Regions from separate parts of the Homo sapiens genome. Here regions 2 and 3 are each linked to region 1. Evidence: chromatin loops called from intact Hi-C (ENCODE). Cell type or tissue: heart right ventricle. All regions are shown on one strand. Links, peaks and the distances in the headings refer to the core of each region. The heading gives the core; the rest is flanking DNA. Region 1 holds the start of LOC124902483 (a long non-coding RNA gene). Region 2 overlaps CPEB3 (cytoplasmic polyadenylation element binding protein 3). Region 3 overlaps CPEB3 (cytoplasmic polyadenylation element binding protein 3).

Region 1 (7,588 bases), core at 944-5,943:
TCTTTCTAGTAGGATTCCTATTGCTAGCTACCCAGTCATTACCATTCTAACCATTTAAGGTAGCTCTGCTTGGTTTATTTATTCTGAATACTACAATTCAGTTTCCCTTTATCCTGGCTTCCTATGGCAAGTTGACAAACCAGTTTATTTTTTTCCCTTTTATTTCAACAACTCGTGATTTAGATTGGTTAGGAGGATATAATGTAATCAGGACACAACCTTTTCCCCTCAGAATCTGTATTTGTGAGACTTCCTCCTTTCCCGGCTGAACGTGCTGAAGTCAGATCGAGTACCTTGTGAAGGACTTCAGCCCCCACAGTTCCCTGTGTGCGCATGCCCTCTCATCTTACAGTTGTCAAAGTGCTTTTGCCAGAGCGGTCACATAATCAACCTGAAAGAAGAAAATAAATACTGTATACTTTTAAATTTTATCGATTCTTAAAAACTGGACACTCAAAGGTAACTGCTACTAAGATTTTGTTACTTGAAATTGGGTTATTGCATGTAAAAGAATATCTATTGTGTGTGGTGGGGGAGGGGAAGGAGGTATCTATTTCTCACTTTGCTGTAAATAAGCAAAAACAAAAACAAAAACAAAAAACCCAAAAAAACAAAAAACAACCCCAAGAACACAAAACAAACTATACAGGCAGTTGCTGAGAGACGTTGAATACTACCTTTGCAAATTTTATGTTAATCTATTGCTTACCTTTTGTTTGAAAAGGTCTTATTTATTAAAGGTGGGTCTTGACCTTGACAGAGTGAATTTATGCAGAAAGCAAAATTTATATTTTTAAGGAGTGTTGAGAAGAGAAATGGGTGTTCCTGGTATAAAATTTTTAAAATTCAATGAATATGTTAACATTGATTACAGCTACTATAAAATGTTCTGAGTCCAGCTTACTTTTTGGCTTTTTTGCTGAGGTACAGCATTAATTTTTCCATGAAGAGCATGTAGTTTAAACTGAAGGCATTAACAGCAAGCATTGATACAAGCAACCGGAAAAGCAGAGTGATATTAAAATTATAATCAAATGCCTATTTCAGCCATGATGATATGGCTATTATAAAGACAATTCTAGCTCACTGGAAGTGACTCAAATCTCAGATTATAATGGTTTACTGCAGCACCGTTTAAACCAAGTATGAAAATGTCTCTTTCTGTGACCATCTTCTGTGGCAGCAATAGAACTTTGTGCTGTCTAAATCAAAGCTTCATTTGCCTCTTTGTATTGTATTTTGCAATACTGATCAAAGCCATTGTTTTAGACCAAGGGAACTGAGGAACATAAAAGCAATCTTAAATAGATTTTATTGGTAGTAGCCGGCAATCTGTGTTGTATATTATATTGAGTTGGGTTTTTTTCCCTGGGGGGGTTGAAGGGAGGAAAGGCAGGGGAATGAGGAATAGAAGGGAGAGCAAGGTGGCTGCGAAGCATTTCCTTTAGCCCACCACTATTTTGTGTATGAAACTTTGAAATAAAAGATACTAATGAACCATTTTAATGATAGTCTCTAATAAAATAATAGAACTACTTTTAATCCCATTTGTCTGATATATTTTGCATAATAGTTAATATTTTCATTTTCTGATATGTTGATTTTAACAATAATTATTATCATGAGGATGTCTAGAGGCAGAGCTTCTGTGTGTATCTGAATGCCTTTTCACAAGTGTCCTGAGAAAGATTCCTCTCCAAGTATCTGGGTTAATTAAGTAACTGCATTAAATTTATTAATAACTTTGTTGCAATTGTACTGAATCATCATCTAAAAATAATTATATGTTTGGTCATATGCCCCTTTAACATTTCAAAATATTTGTTTTTAGGGTCTCAGCACTGTAATATTTATATATTTAAAGCAATTAACATGTTCTAAGGACAAGCTAACTACATGTATGGCAGTCTCCGGGTTTTGAGTGATTAGTAATTTTCATCCTTGAATAAGAAAACAGGCTGTATGGTAGAGGTGAATATAGCCCTTCTCTGTGAGATGGAAAATACCATACACTCCTTATATGGCTAAATGAAGCAGTGATGGCAATGCACTATAATTACAATGTATGAAAATTTGAGACTTTGTACTCCTCTATTTTTAACACTTTTGCTAGCATATGGTAATTCAGGGTCTTCAAACCATAGTGTTTCGCTGCTAATACTAGTGATAAGAGAATGGATTCTAAATTTGCCAAAGTCTTGTGACCAAGACAGCAGCAGGAGGATTCAAAATTGAAAATCTGACAACCCCAGAATTATCTTGACTGTCTACTTAAATCTCTGAGGGTTTTTTTTAAAGCCCCACCCCCACCCTATCTCACAGGCGCTCGCTCGCTCGCGCGCACTCTCTGACCTTAAATCCAACCAGAAGCATTTCTCCACTCTGCAGAGAAATTCTTAGGCTCCTGTTGAGACCTGAAGCACTGCGATGCCAAGAAATCTCTTGTGCGGCAGAATTGGAGACAAGAAAATTGGGGAATAAGCAGAAAAACCATAATCCTTAGAGTAACAAGAAGCAAGCACTTCCAAACGTTTCAGTAGGTTTTTACTTCTTTAAAAACGTTTTTTTTAAAATTAACTGTCTCCTAACAAAATGGAGTAGCTGCAGCTACTGGGAGGCCAGAGAATGATTGTGCAGCTGAGTCCTTCTAACAAATGCCAAGGATTCCTCCCTCGTGGTTCGCTGCAGCTAAATGAAACAATTACCAACGCAAGAAGGCAGTTTGCTAATCAAGAGGGCTAATACTGGTTTTTTTGTTTTGTTTTTTTAAAAAGTGTTCGAGCTGGGGAAGGGAGAAGAAAGGGTCGTGTGTGCGGTGTCTTTTTAACCTTGCTGAAGGACGCAGCAGTATTTATTGACGTATGCAAATAAGTGGGGGAGGGTGGTGCTTGGGAAAAAACAGGAACCAGAATCAGTTTCTCATTGCAGGGCGAACGCTCTGAGTTCCGGTGAAGGGAAAAGAGACGTGGCGAAATTGCTGTCTTTTCTGTCTTATAAGCACATCTCTCACTAATACAGAAAAGGAACCAAGACATCTGAAAGGTTGAAGACGCTCTCACAGTATTTTTAGAGACCTTGCTCGACACCTTCCCTATTCCCCACCCAACAGCCTGACCTGTTCTTCTAAATGGGAGATTATGGATTTGCATTGCAATTGGCTAGTAGCGGTGGCGATGGATTTTCGCAAGTGAAACACCCGCCCGCTTCAGCGAGGGACATTCATGATCACATTGACAATAACGCGTCTCTCTTTTTTCCCGTTTCAGCTGCGCAAACCATGCAGGATGATTTACTGATGGACAAAAGCAAAACCCAGCCCCAGCCCCAGCAGCAGCAGCGGCAGCAGCAGCAGCCCCAACCTGAGTCCAGCGTATCCGAAGCCCCGTCCACGCCCCTCTCCTCAGAGACCCCCAAGCCGGAGGAAAACAGCGCAGTGCCGGCCCTCAGCCCAGCCGCTGCCCCCCCGGCCCCCAACGGCCCGGACAAGATGCAGATGGAATCACCGCTCCTGCCAGGCTTGAGTTTCCATCAGCCTCCTCAGCAGCCGCCGCCGCCTCAGGAGCCCGCGGCACCGGGCGCGTCGCTGTCGCCGTCCTTCGGCAGCACCTGGTCCACGGGCACCACCAACGCGGTAGAGGACAGCTTCTTCCAGGGGATCACCCCAGTCAACGGGACCATGCTCTTCCAGAACTTCCCGCACCATGTCAACCCAGTCTTCGGAGGCACTTTCTCCCCGCAGATCGGCCTGGCGCAGACCCAGCACCACCAGCAGCCGCCGCCGCCTGCGCCCGCGCCGCAGCCGGCACAGCCAGCGCAGCCACCACAGGCGCAGCCCCCGCAGCAGCGCCGCTCACCCGCCAGCCCCAGCCAGGCGCCCTACGCGCAGAGGAGCGCCGCCGCGGCGTACGGCCACCAGCCCATCATGACCAGCAAGCCGTCCTCGTCTTCGGCGGTTGCAGCCGCTGCTGCCGCAGCCGCCGCCTCGTCGGCCTCGTCCAGCTGGAACACGCACCAAAGCGTGAATGCAGCCTGGAGCGCACCGTCCAACCCCTGGGGCGGCCTGCAGGCGGGCCGGGACCCTCGCCGGGCGGTCGGTGTGGGCGTGGGTGTGGGTGTCGGGGTGCCTTCCCCGCTCAACCCCATCTCGCCGCTCAAAAAGCCCTTCTCCAGCAACGTGATCGCGCCGCCCAAGTTCCCTCGCGCGGCCCCTCTCACTTCCAAGTCCTGGATGGAGGATAACGCTTTCCGGACCGATAATGGTAACAATCTGTTGCCATTTCAGGTAATACTCTGCTGCACCTACACACTCCTTCCCTCTGCCCCGCTCCTTTTGCCACTTCTCTGACTTTTAATCATCCACCCGCTTATATTTAAAAAGGGCAGCAATGTCCAGCTCCTCTTTCCCCTTCCGAAGCCTCCAGTTCTTTAGGGCTGTTCCATTATCAGAGGATGAGGTTGGGAGAACATTGTGATTACTGGAGGAATCGTATTCGTCCCTTCAGGGTAGAAGAAGCCTTTTTCTTTTAGTTTATTTTCTCCTTCATGGTGTTTGTACCTCTTATTTTGACTTCCTTTGACAAGTAAAGCTGCAAGTGTGTGGCAAGGTGCCGGCATAGTCCCAGGATGAGTAGGCTGAGATTCCTATCATTTTGAGTAGCTACACATTTCAGGTTATGCAATCCTGAGCTCAGGGTGCCGCCTGCAAGCGGTCCACACCCAAACCACCCTGACTTTACTCTTAAAGAGGTTAACAACCCTTGAGTGGTGCTATTTCAGACGGTTGCGTATGCTCAGTTAAACTAATGTGAACACATGTGTTTATGTCTCGCTAAGGTGCTAGAATCATTAATAACAATCAGCATATTGCCCCTGCTGGGAAAATTATGAGTGTGAGATCCTAATAAACACTCACTACTGTGTAAGGGAAGGAGGTGGAAGAGTGGAAATTCTAAGGGCAACCCTCTCCATGTTACCTAGAAGAAGGATTTTTTTTTTTTTTTTCGGAGGTAAGAGACAATAGGACGTGACCTTCAGAGCCATATTGCAATGGAGTCTATTTGCTAGCTAGCACTGAAATATTTAAAGCTGCAGTGTCCTTCATCAGTTGGGTTAAGAAAATACAGATCAATTACATCATTTGAAACTGGGCAAAGTGAAAGTCTTGCAACTTTAATGAAAAATGAGTCCTGTGTCTTGGTGTTAAATGCCAATGAAAAACTCAGGATGTGCCCCAGACAAAAAGGTTGAAATGAAGAGTGTCCTTATTTCTGTTCTTGCTTTCTGATCTAGTCCACAGCCATAGCAATTGGCAGTGTCCTGGGCATCTTGGGTTGGAAAGGCGTAGTGCGGGTGTGTGTTCACAGGCGGCTTTTGCTCCCAGGCAAACACTTATCCTTCACTTAGAAGTTGATTTGGCTGTAAGCTTCTAGGCTCAGTTAAAGAAAAAGGGGAGAGGGGAAGGCCTCCAACAAGACCCAATTTGGATGGTCAAGGAAATGAAGCAGAAATCCTTTGAGGAGTGCTTGGTAGAGCTGACAGTTTGAGAGAGGTATAGTGTCAGGTGCAGATGCAGTCTTCATCTCTTTACATTACAGATGTTTGGAGTGGCTCCCATTCATGAAGGAAGAGATGAGGTTATTGAGAAGGACATGACTCTCTAGGCTAGAGTAATGATTTTTAACTTTGATGACAGAGGATCTTCACAAGGAATTTTCACAAGGATCCTTCAGGAATGGACGATTTCAATATTAAGTTATATTTTTTTCCCATTCTAAAGTTTGTTTATTTTAATAAAATGAGATGTTGCAAGGTGGGATTCATTTCATAGAGAAAAGGAGGAATTTGCTTTCTGGAATTTATGTGCTTATTTTTGGAGGGGGTAGAGCAGGGAGGCTGCATTTGGTAGGAAAGGCCCTCTTTTTCTAACATTCCCTCTCTTTATTCTCATGCTCCGTACCTGAGTTCAGTCTTAGAGGATAACCTAAAATCTTATAGGGAGTTTTGGGAGCTGATAATATAGACAGATCTTGTTATCTTTTTCTGGGAGTTGACTCTGAATACAACTAGCTATTGGTGAATTATCTCCTGGCATGGGGATTAGGGAGAGATTAAATCCACATAGTTTCGTCAAACCTGATATTGACGAGGAGTATAGGGATTGCCAGTTGTTACACAGCAAACCATTCACCAATGATGCTAATAAGAGCCAAATGGACTGGATTCAGTATAGTCTCATCTTTCCATCCCTGGTGATGCTATTGGATAGGCAAAAATGGCCAAAAGATTTGTAGGAGGACAGATTTGATTGAAAATTGAGCATTATTTATTTGGCCTTGGGAAGAATTACATATACATTATGTCTCATTTCTTTTTCATAAAACAGAGCTTAGGGTTTTGGAGCAATTTTAGGATCAGAGGAGGAAGTTGGTTGTGCTTTGGCTGGGATATTAGACTTGATTTCTGTTGATAACCGTACCAAGTTTGTGTTAGAAACAAAGAACACCTGAGTCTTGTGTGCAGAATTTTGTGTATGTGCATTTATTGAAATAATTTTTCTAAAAAAGGAAGAAAATATCTTAAGTGGTTTCGATGATTTTTTCAAAATATTTATTCTGGCAAATGTGATTTTATTTAAATCAGAGTTTATTTTATAGAATAGCAACTTTATTTTTTATTTAACAGATTTTTGAGCTATTAATAAAAGAGTCTTTCTGCAGTGATCTACTCTAATGTATGTTAAAATTTTTAAAGAAACCCATTCTACCCTGCACTGCTTCTTTTTTGCCAGTTTCTGCCAACACAATAGATTTTGAGTAGCTTTACTTACATGGCTTATATTGCAAAAGCAATCACTGTATTTTATGTGTGTGTGTGTGTGTGTGACAATGTTTCACTTTTGTTGCTCAGGGTGGAGTGCAGTGGCATGATCTCGGCTCACTGCAACCTCTGCCTCCCGGTTTCAAGCAATTCTCCTGCCTCAGCCTCCCGAGTAGCTGGGATTACAGGCGTCCGCCACCACGCCCGGCTAATTTTTTATATTTTTAGTAGAAGCAGGGTTTCACCATATTGACCAGGCTGGTCTTGAACTCCTGACCTCAGGTGATCCACCTGCCTCGGCCTCCCAAAGTGCTGGGATTACAGGCATGAGCCACCATGCCCGGCCTAGCAATCACTGTATTTGAATGTTGTTTTACAAACTATAATACTTCTTTATTCTAATAAAGTTTATTGGTTTCTCTGGGTTTTGGTGGCTGCTTTCTTAGGGATTACTTTTATCTAAAAGTCACTTCATTTCTATAAATAGGGAGACTGAGATCCTGAGAGGTAGAGTGACTGAACTCAGGTCCTACAGTTCTAGCTAATTTTGTTGTATGTGTCCTTAACGTCCATGTAGTGCAGGTGCTGTCAGGTAGAATTCATTTTAAGTAAGATTCTCTTTGGACTCCATTCAGAGGGACTTAGTGAAGTTTTCTATTAGGCTAATGCATCTTGGTGATGTACCTCTCAGCAACAGAGCTCAAGAACAGAGAGGCACTCCACTGGGGGGAATTATATATGTGAATCTTTCTATATTTCTACAAGTCAAGGA
Region 2 (7,588 bases), core at 1,413-6,412, 150 kb after region 1:
CTAACTTGCTGCATGTTCGTCTGTATTAAATCATATTGCTGAAAGATATGTTTGAATTTTGGAGGGTGATGAGAATTAAAAAGTCAGACATGGAGAATTTTTAGAAAATACTCCTGATGTACTTTAGATGAACTCTTAAAACAAAGTGGTGTACTGTGACACGTTGTAAACAGTCTCTATCATGTGTTAAGATGAATCTGATTCAAAATGCAGACTCTGTCTCTAAAAGCCTGCCTTAAAATAAAAAAACCACAGGCAGAGGTGGTTTCTGATGGTTTCATGGTATATGTCATATGTCTAGAGTGCTGAGTACAGTACCTGTAAGTAGATTCCCCAAGAGTTCTATTGAAAGGTACTTAATGCAGATTACGTTAACTAATTAACTGGATTTTGTTTGGGTCATGTTCATTGTGAAATGCACAAATCAGTGGGTTTGTCTTTAGTCATCTTATTCTCATTTGGGGTTGATGGAAATGAAGTAAGGACCAAGTAAACAACTTTTTTTCAGGTGCAAATTCGACCATGGAACCTAAGTGACAGTGACTTTGTAATGGATGGTTCTCAGCCTTTGGACCCCAGAAAAACTATCTTTGTTGGGGGAGTTCCACGACCCCTTCGAGCTGGTGAGTGGAAATAGTAATACCACAACAACAAAACCAACAACAACAAAATCCCCAATGCCTTTAGTCTTAAATATTTTCTAGGTTTCCAGTCAGCTATACATAGTCTCCAAAAAGAAGGCTGTCATCATTTTCACTGAGCTTTTTCAGGATTAAAGGTTTTCTCCCAAAATGCTCTATTTTGTTATGGTGCAAAAGTGAATTTCATTAAACAGTTATGTTGACAAAATGAATTCTATTTAGTGCTTTCCTATTTAATTGCTTATATAAAAAATAATAACACATTTGGCAATGTGCATTCTTATGCCAGTCAGCATTGTTATGTATGACAGAAATCTTTTTTAAAGCTTCCCTGTTGGTTTTTTTTTTTAAGTTCCTTTCCAGTGATGAAATAATTGTGCTGCTGGATTTGAGCAGAATCATAATTGACTGGAGAGTTTGAAGTGTTGTTGAACTGATGGCTTCAATACATATTTAAATCCAAAGACAAATCCAATCAGCTGTACATCAGCCTCCTAATAACCACTATTAATGCCAGTGGAGTATAACAAAATCATTTCTAAGATCTAAGTTTTTGAAGCACTTAGAATAATTAAGTTTATTTTTTTAAAGTAAGACAAAAAAAGTTACTGTTGCCACTGTGAAAGTACATTTCTTTTGTGTTATTTATATGCACATAGACTTAGTTCTACCTAAAATTAAAACAAAAAGCAGAGATCATTAAAATCATGTTGTGAAATGGAATTATAAAATGTAACCTAACGTTATTTAGCTGTATTACTTTCAAAACTTAATTCTGAAAGTTCCTCAACATTTGTAACATACTCATCCAAATCCCAACTCCAGCCTACACCTAAAAGATAACTTTAGACCTATATAAAGACACTCATAATTTCATTTTGAAGAACTTTTAAACATATTTGTTCTGATTGGGTCTTATTTTCTTCATTCGAATGGAAAACTGTCAAATGAAAGATAGAAAGCAAAACAGCAGAGATGCTCCCCTTTTATCTGCAGTCGGAGAATAAAGTCTAAGAAGGGCTAATTCAAACGTGAAAAGCATTATGAGATGGGGGCAAATGCAGCCCTTTGTAAACTGTGCTTTAAAAAAAATGGTGGAGGTGTTGTGAAATATTTCTGACTTTTTCTAACTAGTGTTATATTTAGGAGTGGAGAGGGACAGAAATCCTTTTCCTTATTTTACAAATGGACAATCATTGCTAGTATTCTAGCTATTCCTTTTGCAACTAACTGCAAGCACAAATTAGTTTTTTTGTTTGTTTGTTTGTTTGAGATGGAGTCTCGCTCTGTTGCCCAGGCTGGAGTGCAGTGGCATGATCTCGGCTCACTGCAACCTCCGCCTCCTGGGTTCAAGTGATTCTCCAGCCTCAGTCCCCCAAGTAGTTGGGACTACAGGTGTGTGCCACCACACCTGGCTAATTTTTGTATTTCTAGTAGAAACAGGGTTTTGCCATGTTGGCCAGGTTGGTCTTGAACTCCTGACCTCAGGTGATCCACCCACCTCAGCCTCCCAAAGTAGTTGGGATTACAGGCGTGAGCCACCACGCCCAGCCACAAATTAGTTTTTATGTTCTAGCCCCTTTCCTTTTTTTCCTAGATAGGAATCTGAAAAAATATTCTGAAAAAGCCCTATAGTTATAAAAATAACAGAATTGGCTGTAACTTCTTATGTCTATCTAAGTCACAGACATACAAGTTTATACATTAAACTTCAATTTGTATTATTCACTCTTTATTCTTCCTGTTTTAATGATTTGGAAGGATAGGTAAGGGCCTATGTATCATTTTTCTTCTGTAAATCCTGTGAAGATACCTTTTCCAAAAGGTTGCTGTATGATCACACCAACACTGCAAGAAGTGAACCCCTGGGCATGAAATTATATTCTTTAACATTTGGTATCTGCAAGATGCCACAAATTCTAGGATTAAACAAGAATTATATTTAGTTGTCTAGTAAGAAATGGGATTTTGTGTTCCCTGACTAGATACTATATTATACCTTTCATAATTTGAAGTTCCTTTTTTTTTTGAGACGGAGTCTCACTCTGTCACCTGGGCTGGAGTGCAATGGCCCGATCTCAGCTCACTGCAACCTCCACCTCCCGGGTTCAAGAGATTCTCCTGCCTCAGCTTCACGAGTAGTTGGGACTACAGGCGCACACCACCATGCCTGGCTGTTTTGTATTTTTGGTAGAGACAGTGTTTCACCATGTTGGCCAGGCTGGTTTCAAACTCCTGACCTCATGATTCACCCGCCTCGGCCTCCCAAAGTGCTGGGATTACAGGTGTGAGCCACCGTGCCCAGCCGAAGTTCTCTTTTTTTTCAACTAAGCTAAAATTTTTTGTTTTAAAATGTTTTGTTTTTATAGTTATGTGGATAGTAATCTAAAATCACTTGAATTATTGATAGGGTTCCTCCCATGCCAACACTTCCCTTAAGCATAGCTAGTTTCTAGGTGGCAAAGTAATCTATATTATTGTCTTAGAATTTTACCATTCATCCCAAGACTTCTAGTTTAGAGGGCCATGTTATCAAGACAAAAAGTTAACATCTGCAACTTTTATGTATAATCCTAGGGATTGGGTTTCTTTGAAACACACTGAGCTTTGGGAACTGATGTATACCTTGGAATAGAAGACGTTTTTTAAAGGAATTCATTGTGACTTTGCTAGACAAGCTGAAGTTGAATACAGTACAGTTCACTTGAATGATAAACATTTATTGAGCATCTACTGTATTACTGGCACTGAGAAAATATGTGTCATGCAAAACTGAATATCCCACTATCATGTTAAAGAGGTAATCATTTACAGACAGTCAAAAGATTTCAGAAGAAAACAAATGTGTTTATAGAATGTGAACTCAGAATTAACTGGAGACCAGATTATATTCTTTAACATGATTTTCAAATTTGGTTTTGAAATGCTTTAGAGCATTTTTTATTATTTCCAAGGGATATTCTAGTTATGGAATTTTGGAAAGTCTAAAACTATTTTAAGCATTTTATGTAGACTGATCCTGGACTAGATATGGGTGTCCCTACTCAACAGGTGTGATTTTAGATGTCCAGGTGGATTTTTACCTTATTCAGGGCCAAAAAGTATCCCTTAATATGTCACAGTGACTAAAATGTTATCACTGAAGTGTTATTCCTTTGGATCTTGTGAGTTTTTTTTTTTTAATCTTTGATATTTCCTCATTGTAAGACAAGGACCAATATCACTGATAGTTATTCTGAATACAGGCCTTATCCCTTTAAACAGAAATATACAAACACCTCTTAAAGAAAAAAGGCAACCTATTTTAAGCAGTATTGTCCTGAGTTTCTGGTTCTTTGATAAACCTTCCTTTTAAAAACTCAGGTTGGACCAGCCTGGGCAACATGGTGAAACCCTGTCTCTACAATAAATACAAAAATTAGCCAGGCATGATGGCACACTCCTGTAGTTCCAGCTACTTGGGGGGCTGAGGCAGGAGAACCACTTGAGCCCAGGGAGCTCGGGGCTGCAGTGAGCTGAGATTGCATCAGTGCACTCCAGCCTGGGTGACAGTAAGACCTTATCTCAAAAAAAAAAAAAAAAAAAATTAGGTTGGAAAAAAATCACAGTCCTAGAAAGGAAAAGAAAAGCAAAGCTGAAAATGGGAAAATATCAGTGGAAAATTTAGATGAGCTTACTCATTGCCTGATTGTGGGTTTTTCTATGTCAAATAATACACATTATTACTGTCTCTTCCTTTCATCATTCCCATCGGTGACAATAGCAAGCCAACGATGGTTTGCCTGAAGTCTCCTGGTGTTTATCAGATCTTGTTTTCTTTCTACTCCCCACCTCACCCTGCCCTCACATTAGGAAAGCCTGTAAGTAGACTCACCGTGCCACCATGTGGCTAAAGCTCGCATATTCTTTAGAGTCAGTACAGGGTAATAATGGGCAGTTTGATTCTCCTCCTGCTGCCACCTGGAAGTACAACACGTTGCCACTCTGCTTCATTCACGTAATGTGAATCTCCATACAGAAATAGCCCTGTTGCATATCTCTGTGGCATTAGGACCTCTCCAGAATGCATATCTCTTCACTCTGACAGAAAATAAGTGCCAGACTTGGGGGTTATGATATCACCAGGAAAAAGTAGAGAGTGAGGTATGTGGTCTCTGTACTCTTCCCCAGTTGATTAACATGAGTATTCCTCTGATCCCAAATTTCTTGGTTTTGGCATCTGATGGGAGGACTGCCCCAGTGACCAAGCTTTTGGATCCATTCATTCCCAACCTTGATCAGGCTGGAAAAACTTTCAGTCTTTCTCATTAGAAGCATATAAACTGTTCTTGACTTCATGACTTCCTTAGGCCCTGCAAACAGATCAATCTTGAGAGAGTGCTCATCTGAATCCCCACAACCTACTGTTTTCTCGTTCATCTTTTGGTTCTATCTTTCCTAACAATTGCTGTGATAATTCCTTCCTTTCTTTTTTTCCCCTACCAATATTCTGTGGTGAATCCTGAAATTTCTTTCTCTGCCTTCCCCACCTGCCCTGACTGTTGTGAGGATGGTTTTTCTGTGGGAGGTAAAAATTTGTGAAGTAAATATTCAGAGATATGTGGCATATATCTAGAGAACATATATCCTGAATTTTTCTAAGATCATTTATTTCAGACATTTTATATAAACATTTGATAGTTCACATGTATTAGAAACCATGTCCTGATTTGTGACTTAGGAAACAGGAGTATATTATAACCCTATCCTTTATTGTTGTTTTATGATATGGTTGCAGGCAGAAACCATCCTGTATCAAGTTTTTCAACAGTAGAAGCTTTTTCACCATGTCCTAAGTTCAGTATGGGTTGTCCCGGATAAACTCCAGATTTGGCATACTGACTTGATTAACTGTATTACCTTTAGGGATAAGGGTTTTCCTAATGTTAGTATGTGTTTGTGTCCTCCCTCTGCACCAAAAGCAAACCCTCATCCAAAGCTGATGTCAAACTTTGCCATATCAGTGGCAGGCTGTGTGATATTAGCATAAAACCAAAATAACACTGCAATGAATTGATACTTATAGAGCATAAAACCAGGCCAACTTAAATGTTAAGCAGAGATTCACAGGGTGGGAGAGGGGCAAGAACCCTGGACAAAACTAAACATTTGAATACCACTCTGTCCTCAGCAGTGTGCCCAGAGCTCTCATGGATGTTTAATTCTCACAATGACCCTGTGAGATTGTAAGTGGTAGACTGCGCTTTCGAGATGATGAAGCAGAGTTCAGATAGAGTAACTGGTCTTTCTCAGGTCGAAAGAAAGATACTTTATTAAGCTGAGATCTGAGATGTTGTCTCAGTAACAGTAGTAACAGTCTACTTGGTACCAGTGTACTCTGTCTGATTTAATTCATTGTTCATACCATCTATTTGAAAATATTCTTAACTTCCCAACATATCTGATGCAGAGCAGAAGCTTATGAGCACATTTCTTCCACTTGAAGTGTGTGAATTGCCCTTGAACCAACTTGACAATTGTGGTAAACCTAGAAAGTCCTCCTCAAGTTTAATCTTCCTTTCTTTCAGAAGTCAAGACCTCTTTGATATCTTAAGGTGCCCTATGCCTCTTGCCTATCTGTTTTGTCCTTATTTCCAAAGAGAAGAAATATGGATTATAGATTCGCAGTTTAGAATCTGTAGAGACGAATGTGTTATTTTCCTCTGGAATCCTCATTTCTACTCTATCTCGTTTGGCTCTCCAGTATCTCAGACTCACATGTTGCCTTAGCTGGCTTTGAAATGTATTATAATTAAATGATATAAATAGGGCCCTAAGGTGAACCCATGAAGAAGGAGTCATCATGGGTTTCCTCTCTGGTGAACTAAAGACCCTTTCACATCTTTGTAAAGAATTGGGAGCAGGCCAAGCACGGTGGCTCACGCCTGTAATCCCAGCACTTTGGGAGGCCAAGGCAGGTGGATTACCTGATGTCAGGAGTTCAAGACCAGCCTGGCCAATATGGCAAAACCCCATCTCTACTAAAAATATAAAAATGAGTTGGGCGTGGTGACTGCACTCCTATAATCCCAGCTACTTGGGAGGCGGAGGCAGGAGAATCGCTTGAACCCTGGAGGCGGAGGTTGCAGTGAGCCGAGATCGTGTCACTGCACTCCAGCCTGAGCGATAGAGCGAGATTCCATCTCAAAAAAAGAAAAAGAAAAAAGAAAAAAGAATCAGGAGCAAATCCAAGGAACCATAATTGAAGCTTATATTCAGATTCAGAGATGTAGTCATCACAATCCAAAGGAATCCATGGGGATGCTATGCTCCATATTGCTGCAGTATTCTAGTTTGCCCCTCCAGTCTGTGGCACAGTGACGCTCATCACAAGAGCCAGCATGTGGATTAGACTCATTGTGTTGCTGCTACCATGGAAGTTGTTCATGAGACAACTTAAGTTGTCTTAGGATCACAGAGCATCTTGTCCAAAGTATGGTATACCCTTGAACCATAGCTATTAGACCGCCATCTTCCCACCATGACCAGACAGACCAATGAGCACTGTCTGGATGGGAAAGAAAATAAAAAGTAGTTTGGAAAGTCTCGACTTCCTCGTGAACTATATACCTATTTTCACCTCTGTGTGAACTCTGGATTCCTTCGCCTCTATGCCCTGCTCTGCTACCCTCATTTTCCTCAGGTTAAATGTTAAGAACATCCTCCTGGGAGCTACTTTGTCTCTGCCCTCTGCAGAGGATGGTTTCAAATGAGGACTAGAAATTCTGTTTAGTACTTAAATGAGTTCATTTAAGTATGCTTAATAAAGTATGCTGAATGAAGACTCACTGGTTGAGCAAAAGACCAAATATGAACAGCAGTTGTTTGACTATTGTTTACTTCCCTTCAAGGGTGGTCATAGTATTAGACTTTCTGTAGTTAAAATACAGATGAGGCCGGGCACGGTG
Region 3 (7,588 bases), core at 1,253-6,252, 140 kb after region 1:
AACACAAAAATGGGAAATGGTGTGACATGAATGGAGAATATTTAGGTTGGTTAGATGGAGCACAAATATGTGAAAGGGAATAGAGAGAAATTAAATTGGGCAAAATAGATAGAGACTAAGTTATAGAACACCTTGATTGTCTCAGTCCTTCATTTGTGATGTGTTTACTACAGGTATTTCATTCTTTGCTTAGTACCTCTTAACACATAACTATAATTTTATCTTGGCCCATTCGAATCTGGTTTTGTATGTCCACATCTTAGAATTCACGGCTAAGCCATATCAGCATGTGTGTCATATCCCACCTCGGAAATCTTTAGCATTTCTGATCTTGATTTATTTATTTGTTTCTTGAATTCTTGGTCTAAATTGTGGTTTGGGGCTGGGCACGGTGGCTCTTGCCTGTAATCTCAGCATTTTGGGAGGCTGAGGCAGGAGGATTGCTTGAGGTCAGGAGTCCGAGGCTGCAGTGAGCTGTGATCACACCAGTGCACTCCAGCATAGGCAACAGCGAGACCCCTGTCTCTCTAAAAAAAAGAAAAGAAAAGAAATCATGGTTCGGACACCTTCCATCATAGGAATTTCTTCAAAGAAGGAATTTCTTTTCCAAAGTGAGAGACATATCTCCTATTCATTATACATTTGATTTTTTTTTTGCCCTGGGTGTCTGAATCTGCAAATTGGTCCAGAATTTCTTAGTGCTTGAATCTTTGGAAGCTGTATTTTCTTTTCAGGGAGGTCTAAAAAACGTTGCATTTCCAGCCGGGCGTGGTGCCTCACGACTATAATCCCAGCATTTTGGGAGCCAAGGCGGGCGGATTATGAGGTCAGGAGATCGAGACCGTCCTGGCTAACACGGTGAAACCCCGTCTCTACTAGAAATACAAAAAAATTAGCTGGGCGTGGTGGCAGGTGCCTGTAGTCCCAGCTACTCAGGAGGCTGAGGCAGGAGAATGGTGTGAACCTGGGAGGTGGGGCTTGCAGTGAGCCGAGATCGTGCCAGCCACTGCACTCCAGCCTGGGTGACAGAATAAGACTCCGTCTCAAAAAAAAAAAAAAAAAAAAAGTTGCATTTCCATTGTACTAAATGGTAGCTAGTGGACAAAATAGCCAACGCCACCCCTTAAGGGATAATGTTCAGTGTTTTCCAGAGTGTGTTCTGAAGAATACTTGTCCCATCAAAGACTAATCTCTTGAGAGGATCTTCGACAAAAGGTTTCCTCATAATGGTAATAGGTGTCATTTTTTGAGCACTTACTTTGTGCATTGTATATCCATTTTGTCTTTTAATTAAAGTTTCCTTAGCCAAAATCATTTGAGAAACATTGATATATTAAGGTTCTGAGAAGTCTTACAATATATACATTTGTGTAAAATTGTTTAATCCAGCATTTTACATTCCTGCTTTGGGGATGATACTCGTGCAGATTCCTGTGGAATTAGTATTCCATGAAGCTCATTCAAAGAATAGGCATCTTCCCAGGAAAAACTTAGGTAACCTGAACTTTTATGTGTACATTCCTCTCAAGAGTTTTAGTAATCAGCATGCCAGTAACAACATCCTTGTCCTAGTACCATGGAGCTGAAAGTTCACATTTATATAGACATTGGACAAAGTTGTCTGGCTGGAGTACAAGATTGCCTGAGACTGTGAACCTGAAAGTTAAAATAGCTGGATACAGTGCTAGTTTCACTGCTAACTCATTTTTCTCAAGCTTTGCTAACTGCTAGTTTTGTTAGTAGGTCCAACAAATGTCCATTGGTCATTTCTTGATGCATTGCAAACAGGCATAAAGAGTGGAGAAAAAAGAGTGGTTAGTCACTCACTAGTAAAAATTCATGTTGACTTGTTCAGGAGCCTATCTGGAAGCTGTGACTGGTGGCCAGTAGCCTGGAGGACAGGGAGCCTTGTAGGCACACAACATGATTGTAGTAGAAAGAGTACGTGTAGACTGTTTTATAAACCTGGAGTTCAGTTCCAAGATGACTTCACTCTTCTGATCCTTAGCTTCCTTAGCTCTAAAGTAGGGATAATTTTTAGAGCATATGGTGTGGTGCTGTTTAAGTGTGACTGTAAAATGCCTAGCACAGTAGTGCAATATAAGTGCTCAAAAGTGCTTTTTCTTTCAAAAGGGAATCAGCTATTATGTTTATGCTTTCTGAGTGACGAAGCAGCATCAACAGTCATGATGAACACTAGATAATTCTGATCATTGAGTGGGTCTCACCTAGTGGCATCAGAAATTTGCATTCATTAAGCCCAAGACCTTGGGCATCCACTGGTGACCAAAATATACCCTATTTTCCTACCCCTGGAAGGTAACTTTCAGTGGAGTGAGGAGAGTGATCTGGGAGCTGTAGAAGAGCAGCTGCTGGACATGTTTTGTGACACCAGTGTCAGCACCTCAGGAAAACATTTGTTTACACACCAAACGTGCACAGAGCACTCACTAATGGTTAGGCACTGTGCTGGGCAGTTGGGATCCACACAAATATATGGTTTCAGCCTTAGAGGATCTTAGAGTCCAATAGAGGGAAATAGACATATGACCAGTAAATGACCTAAGGAGCCACAGATGCTCTGAAAACCTGAAAGTTAAAATAGCTGGATAGAAGTATTAGAGGGAGTAGTTGTGACGGGGAGAGCGCTCAAAGGGCAGAGTACGCAGATGTTTCTGAGGCAGTCAGAAAAGCCTTTAGAGAGGTGTTGACTTGAGTCTTCTGAGCATAATATTTAATTGATAATGGCTTTATTAAATCAAATATAGTGCAAAGATATACATAACCATTTTCATGGGGCAGTTTATGCATGCTGTATTTCTGCACTGAGTGCCCTTATGAAACAGTATACCGAATTGTTCGAATTGTTCATCAGTAACTGAAGTTCCCAAAGGAGTTGTAAAGCCTGTAGCTTCCTTGCATCAGATAATAGGCTCTGCAGCCTGGTGATGGGGGCAGGAGTTTCCTTTTTGTACCTGGACTGTTTCCTAAACCTGAGGGTGGACTTGGAGCATCCAAGGAGGATGTGAAAGAATTTCCTAGGGTTACTTTTGGCTCCCTGTCTAGGAAGAATCCTGGCTATTTTGATGAAGATTTTCTATTTCTACTTGGAGACTACTTGTATCTAGGGAATGGGAGGAATAGTCTGAATGTGAGAGTTACAGCTTTTTGCCTTGAGGCCTGACGGAGGTCTGACTGAAGCCCCCAGAGCTACCCAGGATATAGTCTTACTAAGGCTAAAGACTCCTTTCTCTCCACTACCCCCAGAAGATGCAGGGAAGGCATCTCTTCCTCTTCAGCACTTGAGAATAATAGATAGCATCTAAACTCCTGAAACTGGCTGACCTATTTGTTAGGGAGCTATGTGGTCAAAATTACGTTGAAATGAGATGCCAATATCAGTGTGCTGTAAAGAGTCTAAACCACAATTATTGTTGTGGCTCTTAGTTTTGGTGATTAATAATAAACCAACTCCTTATGCCATGGAAGAGATAAAGATGCCTCACAAACCACAAACTAGTTTGTTTGTTTATTTATTGAGACAGAGTCTCTCTCTGTCACCCAGGCTGGAATGCAGTGGCATAATCTCGGCTCACTGCAACCTCTGCCTTCCAGGTTCAAGCGATTCTCCTGCCTCAGCATCCTAAGTAGCTGGGATTTCAGGCACATACCACCACGCCCAGCTAATTTTTGTATTTTTAGTAGAGATGGGGGTTTCACCAAGTTGGCCAGGCTGGTCTCGAACTCCTGACCTCAAGTGATCTGCCTGCCTTGGCCTCCCAAAGTGCTGGGATTACAGGTGTGAGCCATCACACCCGGCCACAAACTAGTTTATTTCTGATATTGCTGGGGCAATCCAGTCATTTTGTGAAGTCTGTGATGCTTAAAATAGAATTGCTGACAGCTGGGGTGGGTCTGAGTTCATCACCACTACAACTGAGCTGTTGCAGCTGTATGTCAGCAGACCTAGGTTTAGCTGACTCATCCTGGCTATTAGGATGAGCTGGGGTGCTGCTTCTTGTTGGGGAGAGCAGTCCTGATGGTTCTGCAGTATTGTTTTTCCAATTTATGTAGACTAAAAGGATTGTAGGATTGGGGAGAGAAAAATGGAGACTTTTTTCCTAAAGAGCTTGAGTTTGAACGGTACTGAAAAGAGGAAAAGGAAAAAAGAAATCAGAGTATGGGGGAAGTAGCTGAGCTCTGAACCAGGTCCTTTTTGGGAAAAAGAACATACGGCTTTGAGGGGGTCTTTGGTCAGATGGTTTCCCGAGCTGGCCACCTGATTGCACTGTTGACACCGAATGGTTTGCCATTTGGAACTGCCTTGAGATGAACAGATGAAAATGAAATCCTATGCAGTAGGATGTTCATGTGATGGGTGTTGTAACCTAAAGAAGGGACCATACAGAGTGAGATGTTAAAAATGAGCTTGACGATATGTATAGGTAGATGAATATCTAAATACTAAATTGTAACTGAGAGAACTCTAGCTGTAGGGATATGTGGTTATGTTGAGAAATTTGAAGTCTTGAGGTTTGTGTTAAAAACTGTTCTTGGCCGGGCACGGTGGCTCACGCCTGTAATCCCAGCACTTTGGGAAGCCGAGGCGGGTGGATCACGAGGTTAGGAGATCGAGACCATCCTGGCTAACAGGGAGAAACCCCTTCTCTACTAAAAATACAAAAAATTAGCTGGGCGTGGTGGCGGGCACCTGTAGTCCCAGCTACTTGGGAGGCTGAGGCAGGAGAATGGTGTGAACCCGGGAGGCGAAGCTTGCAGTGAGCCGAGATCGTGCCACTGCACTCTAGCCTGGGCTACAGAGCGAGACTCTGTCTCAAAACAAAACAAAAAAACAAAAACCATTCTTATTGGCTGGGCGTGGTGGCTCATGCCTGTAATCCCAGCACTTTGTGAGGCTGAGGTGGGCGGATCACCTGAGGTCAGGAGTTCGAGACCAGCCTGACCAACATGGAGAAACCCAGTCTCTACTAAAAATACAAAAAAATTAGTGGGGCGTGGTGGCGCATGCCGGTAATCTCAGCTACTTGAGAGACTGAGGCACGAGAATCACTTGAACCTGGGAGGCAGAGGTTGCAGTGAGCAGAGATCGTGCCATTGCACTCCAGCCTGGGCAACAAGAGTGAAACTCTGTCTCAAAAAACAAACAAACAAAAAAAAACCTATGTTTTCTCCTTGCTGCTGGGGGGAAACAAATATGTTTTCTCCCTGTGGCAAGGGGGGAAAACAAAAACAAAAAATTGTGTTTTCTCTTATCCTGTAATTAAATTAGATACAACAAAAATGTTTTCCTGAGACAAGGGCTGGTTCTGTCGCCCAGGCTGGAGTGCAGTGGCTTAATCATAGCTCGCTGCAACCTCAAACTCCTGGGCCTAAACGATCTTCCCACCTTAGCCACCACATCTAGCTAATTTTGAAAAGGTTTTCATAGAGACAGGGTCTCACTATGCTGCCCAGGCTGGTCTCGAACTCTTGGCCTCAAGTAGTCCTTCAGCCTTGGCCTTCCAAAATGCTGAGATTATATAGGCATGAGCCACCATGCCTGGCCAGAAATGCTTCTTTTTTTTTTGAGACGGAGTTTCACTGCCCAGGCTGGAGTGCAATGGCGTGATCTCAGTTCCCTGCAACCTCTGCCTCCCAGATTCAGGCAATTCTCCTGCCTCAGCCTCCCGAGAAGCTGGGATTTTAGGCACCTGCCACCACATCCAGCTAATTTTTTGTATTTTTTTTTTTTTTAGTAGAAATGGGGTTTCACCATGTTGGCTAGACTGGTCTGGAACTCCTGACCTCAGGTGATCCACCTGCCTTGGCCTCCCAAAGTGCTGAGATTACAGGCATGAGCCACCACGCCTGGCCAAAAATGCATTTTATATTTAATTTTAACTAAGAGGTTCTGGTCAATTGTCAATGAAATTTTCATTTTAGGAAATGATGTTATCATATAGCATTCTGTTTAAAGAAATAATGCATAGTAGAGGTCAGGCACGGTGGCTCATGCCTATAATCCTAGCACTTTGGGAGGCTGAGGTGGGCAGATTGCTTGGGCCCCTAAGTTCAAGATCAGCCTGGGCAACATGGCAAAACCCTGTCTCTACAAAAAATACAAAAATTAACTGGGCATGGTGGCGCATGCCTGTACTCCATGTACTACTGTACTCTAGCCTGGGTGACAGACTGAGACCCTGTCTCAAAAAAAAAAAAAAAGACGAAAAGACCCATATTGCATGTCTTGTTTTTCCTAGCCCTTGACCTAATCGTATCCCTATTAATGACCTTTAGTTTTAAGTAGGATGAAACTTTAGTTTTTATATGGAGCTATAATTATTTTGCTCTTTATTGATAAAAATTTCAAACTGGGCTAGGCATGGTGGCTCACGCCTGTAATCCCAGCACTTTGGGAGGCTGAGGCGGGCAGATCACTTGAGGTTAGGAGTCTGAGACCAGCCTGGCCAACATGGTGAAACCCTGTCTCTACTAAAAATACAAAAATTAACTGGGCATTGGGGCAGGCGCCTGTAATCCCAGCTACTCGGGAGACCAAGGCAGGAGAATTGCTTGAACCCGGGAGATGGAGGTTGCAGTGAGCTGAGATTGCACCACTGCACTCCAGCCTGCTTGACAGAGCCAGACTCCATCTCAAAAAAAAAAAAAAAAAAAGAAAAAAAGAAAAATAGTTAAACTGGTTTGGTAACATATCTTTTATACAGTTTAGCCAGAAAACTTTCAGTTCTTTGAACAGCTATCTAATGTTTCAGTTTAGTATACTCTTAATCATTTAAAGTTAAACTCTATAGAAGCGAACTTTTCAGAGCAATAGCAAGAAATAAGTGAGGAAAAGGCCTGGGATGGAGTGAAGTTTCTGAAAACTTCACACTGAGGTGGTTGAATCACCTGATTTTGAGACCATCCCGACCAACATGGAGAAACCCCGTCTCTACTAAAAATACAAAATTAGCCAGGCGTGGTGGTGCATGCCTTGTAATCCCAGCTACTTGGGAGGCTGAGGCAGGAGAATCTCTTGAACCTGGGAGGCAGAGGTTGTGGTGAGCCAAGATCGTGCCTTTGCACTCCAGCCTGGGCAACAAGAGCGAAACTCCGTCTCAAAAAAAGAGTAAGGTATAGTAGGGCAGAATTATTGGAAGTGTAGGTATTAATAGGTGTCATGCAAAAAATGGGGTCTATGGAAATAATTTTAGAAATGCTGTGAGTTAAACAACATTGAACAGATTTTTTTTTTTTTTTTTTTTTTTTTTTTTTTTTTTTTTTTAGGCAGAGTGTCACTCTTGTTGCCCAGGATGGAGTGCAATGGCGCGATCTTGGCTCACCGTAGCATCCACTTCCTGGGTTCAAGCGATTCTCCTGCCTCAGCCTCCCAAGTAGCTGGGATTACAGGCATGCACCACCATGCCTGACTGATTCTGTATTTTTAGTAGATACGGGGTTTCACCATATTGGTCAGGCTGGTCTCAAACTCCTGACCTCAGGTGATCCACCCACCTCGGCCTCCCAAAGTGCTGGGATTACAGGTGTGAGCCACTGTGCCTGGCTGAACAGATTTCTATAGAATTTC

Evidence for each region. Peaks named below come from ENCODE experiments on the same cell type or tissue, not always from the same donor. Only the 100,000 strongest peaks of a DNase experiment are listed, where the experiment ranks them.
Region 2: a loop joins it to region 1, with 6 times the contacts of the local background. A loop is called at or near these places in 37 of 110 quality-filtered maps.
Region 3: a loop joins it to region 1, with 1.9 times the contacts of the local background. A loop is called at or near these places in 10 of 110 quality-filtered maps.

Annotation. Positions count from the first base shown.
Region 1 is chr10:92,236,040-92,243,627 of GRCh38, reverse strand. CPEB3 (cytoplasmic polyadenylation element binding protein 3) reads left to right here. Exons shown (of 10, transcript NM_014912.5): 2 at 3,267-4,282. The coding sequence starts at 3,278. It overlaps LOC124902483 (a long non-coding RNA gene), which reads right to left and starts at 2,439. Exons shown (of 2, transcript XR_007062247.1): 1 at 2,353-2,439; 2 at 1-391. RefSeq lists silencers at 2,811-2,980, 2,991-3,040, 3,801-3,940. In heart right ventricle, for the core only: no CTCF peak of the experiment used is centred there; DNase peaks (open chromatin) are centred at 2,877, 3,287, 3,767, 4,107 and 1 weaker place; H3K4me3 peaks cover 5,000 bases; H3K27ac peaks cover 5,000 bases.
Region 2 is chr10:92,084,865-92,092,452 of GRCh38, reverse strand. It overlaps CPEB3 (cytoplasmic polyadenylation element binding protein 3), which reads left to right. Exons shown (of 10, transcript NM_014912.5): 8 at 509-623. Among named protein-coding and RNA genes, the nearest start is that of BTAF1, 160 kb to the right of the region's middle. In heart right ventricle, for the core only: a CTCF peak has its summit at 4,523 (motif pointing left); a DNase peak (open chromatin) is centred at 4,532; H3K27ac peaks cover 1,691 bases.
Region 3 is chr10:92,097,858-92,105,445 of GRCh38, reverse strand. All of the region lies in intron 7 of CPEB3 (cytoplasmic polyadenylation element binding protein 3), which reads left to right. Among named protein-coding and RNA genes, the nearest start is that of BTAF1, 180 kb to the right of the region's middle. RefSeq lists an enhancer at 3,746-4,045. In heart right ventricle, for the core only: no CTCF peak of the experiment used is centred there; a DNase peak (open chromatin) is centred at 3,903; H3K27ac peaks cover 2,049 bases.